Regions from separate parts of the Homo sapiens genome. Here region 2 is linked to region 1. A link is a contact called in ENCODE Hi-C or POLR2A ChIA-PET data. All regions are on one chromosome and are shown on one strand. Each heading gives the region's core, a stretch centred on a gene start or an enhancer-like site at or near the end of the contact. The rest is flanking DNA. Distances are from core to core; before and after follow the strand shown.

Region 1 (4,978 bases), core at 1,468-3,967:
TATGTTAACATGTGTATCATATTTTTATGAAAAATAACTATATTTTCTTAAAAGTTAGTAAAATAAAGTTGTATTGTTTTTACATTTTTGCCAATCTAATCTTTTCTTTTTTCTTCTTTTTGAGGCAAGGTCTTGCTCTGTCACCCAGGCTGGAGTACACTGGCACGATCACGGCTTACTGCAGCCTCGATCTCCTGGGCTCAAGCGATCATCCTCCTGCCTCAGCCTCCCAAGTATTTGGGACTACAGGTGCACACCACACAATTTTTTTTTTTTTTTTTTTTTTTTTTTAGCAGAGACAAGGACTCACTATGTTGCCCAGGCTGTTCTTGAACTCCTGGGCTCAAGTAATCCTCCCACCTCAGCCTCCCAAGGTGGTGTTGGGATTACAGGCTTGAGTCACCATGCCTGGCCTCAGCTTCTGTCTTAATTGAAGACAGCCAGATTCCCATATATGTTCTTCATTCAATCTATTGGGATGCGTTGTTTTGGTTAAAATGTATTTAAAAATTCAGCTTCACACAGTTGGAAACGAAAGGACGATTTTAATACCCTCTTCAGATAACTGTGGCTATTCCTTTGTGATACTATACCAAAACTCAACAAGTGGTAGTTTTTGTACTGGTTAGATGCAACATGAAATCTGAAAACCTATCAGTGAGCTTTTATATTTTATCATATTAAAATCAATCTGTCTATGTTGTGTTTTAAATGGACCTTTTACCCATGTGTGATTCTATAACATTATATCAACTATTTGGAAAATATTGGTTCACAGAGTTCTGCAGATCTACCAAATGTTGACACATTTTGTTACATAATATCAAAAGGTCGCATGTGTTCATATCCACACTGATCTTATCAGAAGAGTCTTCAAACATGGGGAAGCTGTCAAGCACATAGTGGAGGATATAAGTTTTCCAGAAATTCTGTTTTTTGATGGCAAGCTAAAATTTTTTCATTGGCAGCAATGAGAAGGCATGAGATTGCTACCTAGCCTTAGTCTCACATAAACTCAAAGCTTCCCTCCCCAACTTCTCTCTTCTTCAGTCTTTGCCATGCACCAGAGGTCCTGTCTTTCAGCAATGCTCTTCTGCAAGTGAGGTAATATTGTATTAGCTTTTGTGTGTCACTGATTTTTTTTTCTTTTACCTTTTTCTGTATAGTCTGGATAAGCCTATTGTTTCTGCATCTAACCCTGCTAGCTTCAAATTACTTTCTCCTCCTCCCTGTGGAATGGTGGATTGGTTCCCATGAGCAGTCAAAGACAAGACAGGGAACAGTATGAGGCCACCTACTGAATAGTTCTTGAATCAGTCACCTTCCCCCACTCCTAGCCACCACAACTTAGCCAGAAGCCACCATTTTCTTTGGCTGGGATTTTGGCAACAGGCTCATAACAGGTCTGCAGGCCTTGAGTCTGGAGGCCTCGCCTAGTCCATTCCCTTCTGGCAAGCCAGAGAGCAAATCTGCAGCAGTCCTGCCCCGATACCTACTGCAACCTGGGAGAAGAGCACAAAGGAGGGTGCAAGGCCCATCTCCAGCCCCACGCATGTGGACCCCACAGACTGCAAGTCCAAGAGTTGCCCACCCCTCCTGTACACACACGGTTGCCTCTCAGATTGGCCTGCTGGACAAAAGCTGTAGCAGCCTCCCTGGAGAAGGAAGAGGGACAAGAGAAAGAGGTGTGCACAGACCCTAAAGGTAGGCTCAGGATGTTTGGAGCAGGAGTTCCAAGTATGTAAAGCATGATGCATAAAGAAGTGGATGTAGGTTCCAGGTGGCGAATCCTTAGGTATCACCACTCCTCAACCAGGTTGTCGGGGAGGCAGTGGGCTCCAGGGTAGAGCCCTATAAATCACACCCTAAGCAAGAACCTCAGGTGCCCGTGTCTAAAGGTGTAACAGTGTGCAAATGTAACCTACATGACCCTTCATCATTCACAGGATCAAGTGCCCACGCCTTGGTCTACCAGGCCTCTCCCAGTCTGGCTCCTGCCTACCTGTCTTTCTTGCCCTTGACTGTGTCTGGCTCTCGTCCCTAGGTGCCCCATGCTGTCTCACTGCAGGGACTTTACAGCACGTGACCTCCTCTGGGCCTTGCCCTGGATGACATCTCATCTTTGCTGTGCTCTGCTCAGAGATCATTCTTCCCTGGCACCCCAGTCCGCCAGCTCTAGACTTAAGTCTGGGTTGGCTTCTAGTCTTTGGCCTTCACAGCTTTCATATCCTCTCTGTCCTCCACCACAACAAAGCATGACAGCTATCATTAGGCAGTGCTCACTATTTACAGCTAAGGGCACTGAGTGCTTCCAGTAACTCTATGACATGCATGCTGTGTTTATGCCCATTTTACAGGTGAGGGAACTGAGATGAAGCATCGTAACTAATTTGGCCACAGGGCCAGCTAATAAGAGAGTCAGGCTCCAAGTTTAGACACCAAGCTTTTAACCACTGTGCCAGTGATTTTCGGTCCTTAAACTTTTGAGTACAACAGAATCACTGGTGTGCACACGATTGATGTGCAGCAGAGGGGAGAGAGTAAGTTTATTAAAGTACAGACTCCTGGGCCCCACCAATCCAGAGATTCTGATTCTATAGGTCAAAGGTGGGGCCCAGAAAGCTGCATTTTTATAAGCTCCCCAGGGGATTCAGATGCAGGTATTAGGGGGAACCACACTTGGAGAATCACACACTTTCCTGCCTAACCGCAAGTCCTAAACTGCAACCCGCTAAATATAATTAGGTCTTCTGGGCTCAGCAGGGCCCCTGAGAAGGAGGAAGAAGATACTGCGTGCATCTAGCAAGTTCTCCACACCACCTGTGGTGGTGGTTGGAGTGGGGAGGGCCTTTCCCTGGGGGGAAGATACACACCCTGGTTGCATCATATAGACACAACACCAGAGCCATAATCTGGGGTGTCCAGAAGCCAGCACACCCTCCACATTCTGTGTTCAGCTCCGGCTTGGCCACAATTACCTGGAACCTGGTCTGTCTGCCCCTGCCCCACCCCTCTGGCTGCTGCTAGTTAACTGGAAGCTGTGGCCACAGGGCGTATGGGCTGAGAACATAATTAGGGAGCCCATTCCCAGCCGAACAGCCGGAGGACTTTTGTACCTTGTCCATCTCTTCTCTGAGACTTGTCAAGACACTCAGTGGTTGGTCAGCAGCCCTGACTTGGGTACCATAAAGCAGGGAGGATGGGGGGCAGCAAAGAGGACTGTGTGGTGACCTCACTGGGTGGTCTCCTTCAAGCCTTTCCAGCTCTGCCAGCAAGAACAAAGTGACAAGGCCTCTTCTTAGAAGGAGGAAAGAGATGTGTCCTCAACTCAGGGGACAGCCAGGGCGATCTGAGACACTGGGCCTTTCTTTCACCTCATTGTTTCCTCTGTCATAATTTTCAATTTTCCCCTGCCTTTCTTTCTTTCTTCTTTTTTTTTTTTTTTTTTTTTTTAGATGGAGTCTCGCTCTGTTGCCCAGGCTGGAGTGCAGTAGCGTGATCTTGGCTCACTGCAACCTCTGCCTCCCGGGTTCAAACTATTCTCCTGAGTCAGTCTCCCCACTAGCTGGGATTACAGGCATGTACCACCACACCCAGCTAATTTTTGTATTTTTAGTAGAGATGGGGGTTTCACCACGCTGGCCAGGCTGGTCTCGAACTCCTGACCTCAAGTGATCTGCCCATCTCGCCTCCCAAAGTGCTGGGATTACAGGTGTGAGCTACCGCGCCTGGCCTCCCCTGGATTTCTATTCCTTTCTTAATCATCTTCTCTGTCCCTGTCCACTTTACCTTTTGAGAGAGATTATTCCCAGAGTCCCCAGTGAGTCATCTGTAGCCAGGTTGTGACCCCCTGACCAAGCAGGGCCAATGGGATTTCCCTCCCAGTGACCTGGCCTTAGGGCTCAGACTTACAAATCAAGTCGCTTCGTGGACTAAACCTTTAAGGTGCATAGACTTGGGCTGGAGCTGCCTGTGCTGGGGTGGTTGGGGTGGCCGTGCTGGGGAGGCATTTGGGAGTCACATGTTCTGGTGTGCAAACAGAGAGCTGGGGGCTGGTCTACAGCAAAAAGCAGGCAAATGAAGCAGAGAAGGAGAAAAGTGCTCCTTAAGAACCCAAAGAGAGAGGAGGAAGAGCCCATTTGCTTCCTGCCAGCTTTCCAATTCCCAGCACCAGTCTGTTGTGAGGAATTTCTAGTCTTAAACTAGAGGATACCCAGATGAATTCTTGTCCTTGTGACCTGCAAGATAACCTAACTCCTCAGGATTGCTTTCCCTGTGTTTAAGTTAGCGCAAGTGAGTTTGTTTTGGTCAAGCAAATCATCCCTTATGAAGACAGCCCTGCCAGGAGAGGTGAGTCCTGGGCTGACACACCCGGTGAGTTACAAACACTGGCTGAGCTTGGGGCTGTGCCAGGCATAGGATTTGATGAGCAACGAAAGAGACGCTGTCTCCACTGTCCGGGAACAGTGAGGGTGAGAGGAGTCAGCGGTGCAGAGAAGCAGGGTGGGGCTTCATCCTCAGGGAACGGCATTGATAGAAGCTCGAGCAACGATCGTTCCTATTATGTATGTTAAGCAAAGGGGCTGGGGGCAAGGTCAGAATGCCAGGATTCAAACTGGAGATCTGCCAGGGGCTAACCATGTGGCCCTGCGCACATTTCTTAAACTCTAGAGACTTCAATTTTCTCAGCTATGACATACAGATGGTGACCCTTGGAGTGCACTTATACTTAGAACAATGCCTCGCACTTAGGAAGTACTCAGTATTTGTCAGCTATTATTTTTTTCTCTGGGCGTTGGGGAGGGTGCTGGCTAGAGACAAGTGTCTTGAATTATATTAGCAGGGCCATATCATTGAAGGTTTTATAGATCCAGCAAAGGAGTTTTGCTTTTATCCAGAAAAACTATGGGAAACTTGAAGAATTGTAAGCCAGCAAGGGGCCTGGTCAGATGAATGCAGGGGTTTTCAACCAGCCTCC
Region 2 (4,978 bases), core at 795-3,294, 470 kb before region 1:
ACTCTCACATAGATGGAGGACTCTCTTAACACGCTGGCTTGTCTCTCGTTCCCGGTAGACTGTAGGCGTTGAGTGGGCTGTCATGGGCACCGTTGTATGCCCAGTAGCCAGCACGGGGCCTCGCACGTCACAGGGACTCAATAAGTGTTTGCTGAATCCATGAAGGGAGTGAATGAGTGAGTGAACTAATGAACTTGGATATGGATGACAGTCATGAAAGCCAGCCAACTTATTTTTCTTGGATGGCATTTACCACCAGCTGACCAATTGTGTTGAAACCATCCCTGAAGAGGTAAAATTTCACCGAGAAAACCACCCATTGTCAACCACGAGTCCCAGGAGTCTCTCTCTGTGAAAAATAGCATGTGTGGCCCCCCATGAAACCTTTTTTTTTTTTCCTGGTAGATTTTCTGAATATCCTTTTTTTCTGACTGGCCTATAAAATGCATTGAGAAATTATGCTAATGCTAGTATCTCTCCAACCAAGTCCTACTGAGGATTGAATCTATTTTTCAAAGACAAAACTGAGTTTTAATTTAGTGCCCCCTTGACATTTTCCCTTTCAAGCACATGAAGGATGCTTCTGCAGAGGGAGAGGTCTTGGGAAATCTTTCACGGATGGCTACGCTTCACGCCTGGGTGGAGTAACCCTCAGCACGCCAGCTTTCAATTAGAAGTAAATAAATGGAGACAGCTTTGCGGTGTGCCCGATACTCTGAAAGATCAACCCCCGGCCTCGGGGCTGCCTTTCTCCCACTGCAGCTAAAAATGTTCATTTACATTTTTTTGGTGTTTTCTGAGCAGCTTTAATGTGCCAGGTTTAACCTTTAAGGCCCTCTCCCCTTCTTCCTTCTGCTTCTCCCCCAACCCCTGGCTTTGAGGATGCCACAAGCCTTGAAGCACTTGCAGGAAACAGCTGCACACAAGTGGATTTCCAACTGAATTCTTTAGATGGAAGTTTGGCTCTTGTAGGATCATGTAAAGGAGTCTTTCATTTCCCCTCTGTGATTGTCATTCTGTTTGGAATAAGGGCAGCTGGGGATGCCTCTCCTTTGCCCATTACATCCTAAGGCAGAGGTGGATTTGGGGGCCTTGGGTTAGGATTGGGGATAGGGGATGTCTGGGGAGGGACTCCTTGCTGTGCCATTCCTCCACATTTGGAGACCGGAGGGGAAGACCTTGGTGTCATTTTGAGATTCTTCTATTAGGGAACTATATCCATTAGTTATTGCTGCAAAGCAAATGACTCCAAAACTTGATAGCTTAAAACATCATTTACTCACCTTTAGCTCACAATTGTGTAGGTCAGCAATTTGGCCAGCCTCAGCCAGGCAGTCCTTTGGGTCTGTACTGGGCTGGTCTGGTCTCAGATGGGCATGATCAGCTGCCAGGTTGGCTTGCGACGGTCTCAGCTGAGATGACTGGGGCTGTCGCCATCCAGCAGGCCATCCTGCTCTCGCACAATGAGAGCTGGGCTGAGATGACTGAGGTTGTCACCGTCCAGCAGGCCAACCTGGGCTTGCTCACTTGGTGGTGGAAGGGTTCCAAGAGCAAGCACAGAAGAGCATGAAGTCTCTTGAGGCGTCAACTGAGAACTGGCGCCATGTCACTTTTGCTGCATTCTGTCAAAGCAAGTCACAAGGCCCACCCCAGTTCTGGGAGTAGAGAAAATAGCTCTGCCTCTTGATGGGAGAAGCTGCAATGCATTTTGGCAATTTTTGCAATCAACAACAAGGAGTGATTTTCCAGATCTGCTTCTCAAGGCCTAGGGCTTCCATGGAAAAGCCACAGGGGCCACTGTAGGTTCAAGATTAAAGTTTGGGCTATCCTCTCGCACCTTTAACCCGAGGAACTCACTTTTATCTGCAGAATATATTGGACTTCCAAGTAAGATCTCACTTGAACAAAGGTTGCCATGGTTAAAAGACATTGAATACCAATTAGTTAGAAGTAATTGTCAGGCTCTCCCTACCTGCTTCTGACCTCTGTGACTCATAGAATTGCACTTCCTGTTTTCTGATAAAAGAGAACTAGTGCCAAGAAGTAGGAAGATTCTGGCCTTGCTCATTCACTCATCAGTCTCTGTATCTCCAATCCTCATACAATCTCAGTGTTCTAGGCTGCAAAAAGAAGTGGAAGACAGTAATGCATAGAAGAGTTCAAACTAAAGCCAGGCTTTCAGGGTTCAGATCTCAACTTCCTCCGTTGCAGTGTGGTCATAGGAAGGTTACTTAACCTCTCTAAGCCACAGCTTCTGCATCTATAAAATGGGGTGAGAATATCTATTGCATGGATTAAAAAAAGATAATTTGTACAGCATAAAAATTACTCAAATCATGTTTACTATTTTTATGATGTAGTCTTCAAGTTCCCTTAACATTCTAACAGATTATATTCCCTATGAAATTATGGTGGGCAGTGCCAATTTCCAGTTGCTAGGTGTTCTGGTTTGGGATTTTTTTTAGGAAGGCATTCAGCAAAACAAGCCTCTGCTCACTGGCCTGCCACCAAATGGTAAAATTCAGCTGTTTGAGATTCATACCTTTGGCTGAGTACATTAAGGTGTTCTTATTCGTTAATACGTAGTTTGATTAGATCATTTTCTCCATGAATATTAAGCTGAACCCTAGGCAATGAGCAATGTGAACTTTGATGGAATGTTTTTCAGAGGAAGGGAAGATGATGTATGGGTGAACAGGAGAGAAGATAAGTTTGGGCTGGCCATAGCAGAGTTAGCGGGTGGGGAGCAAGGAGGTTGGTGCCTGAATGAAGGAGGGGACCCCTTACGCTTCCAGGAGAAGTGCCAAGAGGCACTTGGCATACTTTCCTGCTGTGCCTGGAGCTGAGAGTCTTCGTACCTGGTGCACAAGAAAGGAAAATGTATCCTCCAGCTTTGCCCATCATGATTCTGAAATGCTTTCAGGCACCCCAGGCTGTGCGGGAATATTTAAAGCCACCATGATTACCATTTGCCATCTGACAGGAAGCAACTCTGTGCCCCTGTATGAGAGAAGAGCAGTTATTTTCTAAGGTCCCCTGGGGCACGTTTTGGTGTCTCGGGGAGGAGAATCTGCACCCTCACCCCGCCTTCCTTTGGCAATGAGCAGGTCATCCATCAAGTTGGTCCTGCCCAACAGGATCTTCCAGATCTCTCAGCAGAGGCCTCCACTCCACTAGGTCTAGGCAAACAGGCTCCAGCTTGCTAAGGCCGCGGGCCTGATGGGAAGGGCAGGGCCAAATGGCCCCAGCCTGACTTTTCAGATGCTGCACGCAGACTGGGGTGCACTGAGGAGCAGTGCCTCATCTTGGGATGACAAGATGTGGCCAGGGGGTGTGTGCCTGGATTCCACAGGCATCAGCAAACACCTGGCTTCCTTTGGTATCAGGCAGAGGTGCATCTGGCTCTCAGCCAGCTGTCTATGTGGAAATATTCCACCCCTCTTTTAAAATTGCATTTTCATATCAAAGACAAGCTAGGGAACCAAGAGGCCCTTATTGGAGGGGAGCATTGTTTTTCAGGATTTGCCTTAGCATTTTTTTTACCTAGCAAATTCTCCTAAAATATTTTAGAGTTGTACTTTTTTGGTTTTGTTTTTTGGAATGTCTATCATTTTTATCAAACAAGTCATCTGTGGGTGCTCACTATGGAGAAATCTGAGGAAGAACAGATAAGTAAAAGTTTTGTTTACAGTGAAAAATTGCTTATAAATAATTTTTATTAAATTATCTATTTTTGTTTTTTCATCATTTTCTGTTGAGAGCATATCCTATCATTTGTTTACAGAATTCCCTGTGTTTAGGAATTTAGGGGTCTTTACAGGCTCCCTGCCCCTGCAAAAATCCCCGTGAGATGAAGCCCCAGTTGCTGGCAGTGGTAGTGGGGTGGTAACTCACTCTTCTCACTCTTTATTAACTGCCTGCTCTTGCCTGTCTCATTTCTCCACTTCCTTACTCATTTCTGTTTCACCTCCCAAATAAACCACCTGCACTGAGATCCTGGTCTCAAGGGCTGCTTCTCAGGAAACCCAAACCAATGCAGCTATCTACTGTTTTTGAGTATACAGTCACGTGCCACACAACGACTTTTCAGTCAATGATAGACTGCATATACGATGGTGGTCTCCTAAGATTATAATAGAGCTGAAAAATTTCTATCACCTAGTGACATCTTGATGGTCCTGACCCTGTGCAGGCCTAGGCTAACATGTATGTTTGTGTCTTTGTTTTTTTGTCTGTTTGGTTGGTTTTAGTTTTTTGTTTGTTTGTCTTTTTGAGACAAGGTCTTGCTCTGTCACCCAGGGTAGAGGGCAGGGCAGCAATCATGGCCCACTGCAGCCTCAGACTTCTGGCCCCAAGTGATCCTCCCACCTCAGTCTTCCCAGTATCTAGAATGACATACTGGAGCCACCATGCCCAGCTAATTTTTATTTTTTTTTTTATAGAGACCAAGGTCTCACTATATTGTACAAGTTGGTTTCAAACTCCTGGCTGCAAGCGATCCTCTCACCTTGGCTTCTCAAAATGCTGGGATTACAGGCATGAGCCACCATGCCTGGCTCTTTTTCCTTTTGCAGGGAGTGGGGTCTTGCTATGTTGCCCAGGCTCATCTTGAACTCCTGGCCTCAAGTGATCCTCCTACCTCACCCTCTCAAAAACTGTTTAAAGAGTTTAAAAAAAAATAATTTTTAAATAGAAAAAGGCTTATAGAATAAGAATACAAAGAAAGAAAATATTTTTGTACAGTTGAAAAATGTGTTTGTGTTTGTGTTTTGTTTTTTGAGACAGAGTCTCACTCTGTCACCCAGGCTGGAGTGTAGTGGCACAATCTCTGCTCACTGTAGCCTCTGCCTCCACCTCCTGGGTTCAAGCAATTCTCGTGCCTCAGCCTCCCAAGTAGCTGGGACTACAGGTGTGCGCCAACACACCCAGCTAATTTTTGTATTTTTTAATAGAGACGAGGTTTTGCCATGTTGGCCAG

The links. A loop is a pair of places that touch in the nucleus more often than their neighbours do. ChIA-PET counts read pairs that join two places held with the same protein, here RNA polymerase II (POLR2A). Pooled maps may share reads with other maps.
Region 2: a map with no recorded cell type shows a loop between it and region 1 (3-fold over the local background). The contact joins two enhancer-like sites. A Hi-C loop is called at or near these places in 3 of 37 single-sample maps with no recorded cell type and 2 of 50 pooled maps. POLR2A ChIA-PET finds 5 or more read pairs at or near these places in 1 of 52 experiments (activated CD4-positive, alpha-beta T cell).

What each region holds. Positions count from the first base shown.
Region 1 is chr3:72,161,875-72,166,852 of GRCh38, reverse strand. All of the region lies in intron 2 of LINC00870 (long intergenic non-protein coding RNA 870), which reads right to left. Among named protein-coding and RNA genes, the nearest start is that of LINC00870, 13 kb to the right of the region's middle. RefSeq lists enhancers at 2,050-2,159, 2,670-2,939, 3,940-4,039, 4,060-4,109. Within about 2 kb of position 2,717, at least 4 of the 41 ENCODE cell types and tissues checked have a DNase peak (open chromatin) inside an H3K27ac peak, as active enhancers do.
Region 2 is chr3:72,626,462-72,631,439 of GRCh38, reverse strand. All of the region lies in intron 8 of LOC105377161 (a long non-coding RNA gene), which reads left to right. Among named protein-coding and RNA genes, the nearest start is that of RYBP, 180 kb to the right of the region's middle. Within about 2 kb of position 2,044, at least 4 of the 41 ENCODE cell types and tissues checked have a DNase peak (open chromatin) inside an H3K27ac peak, as active enhancers do.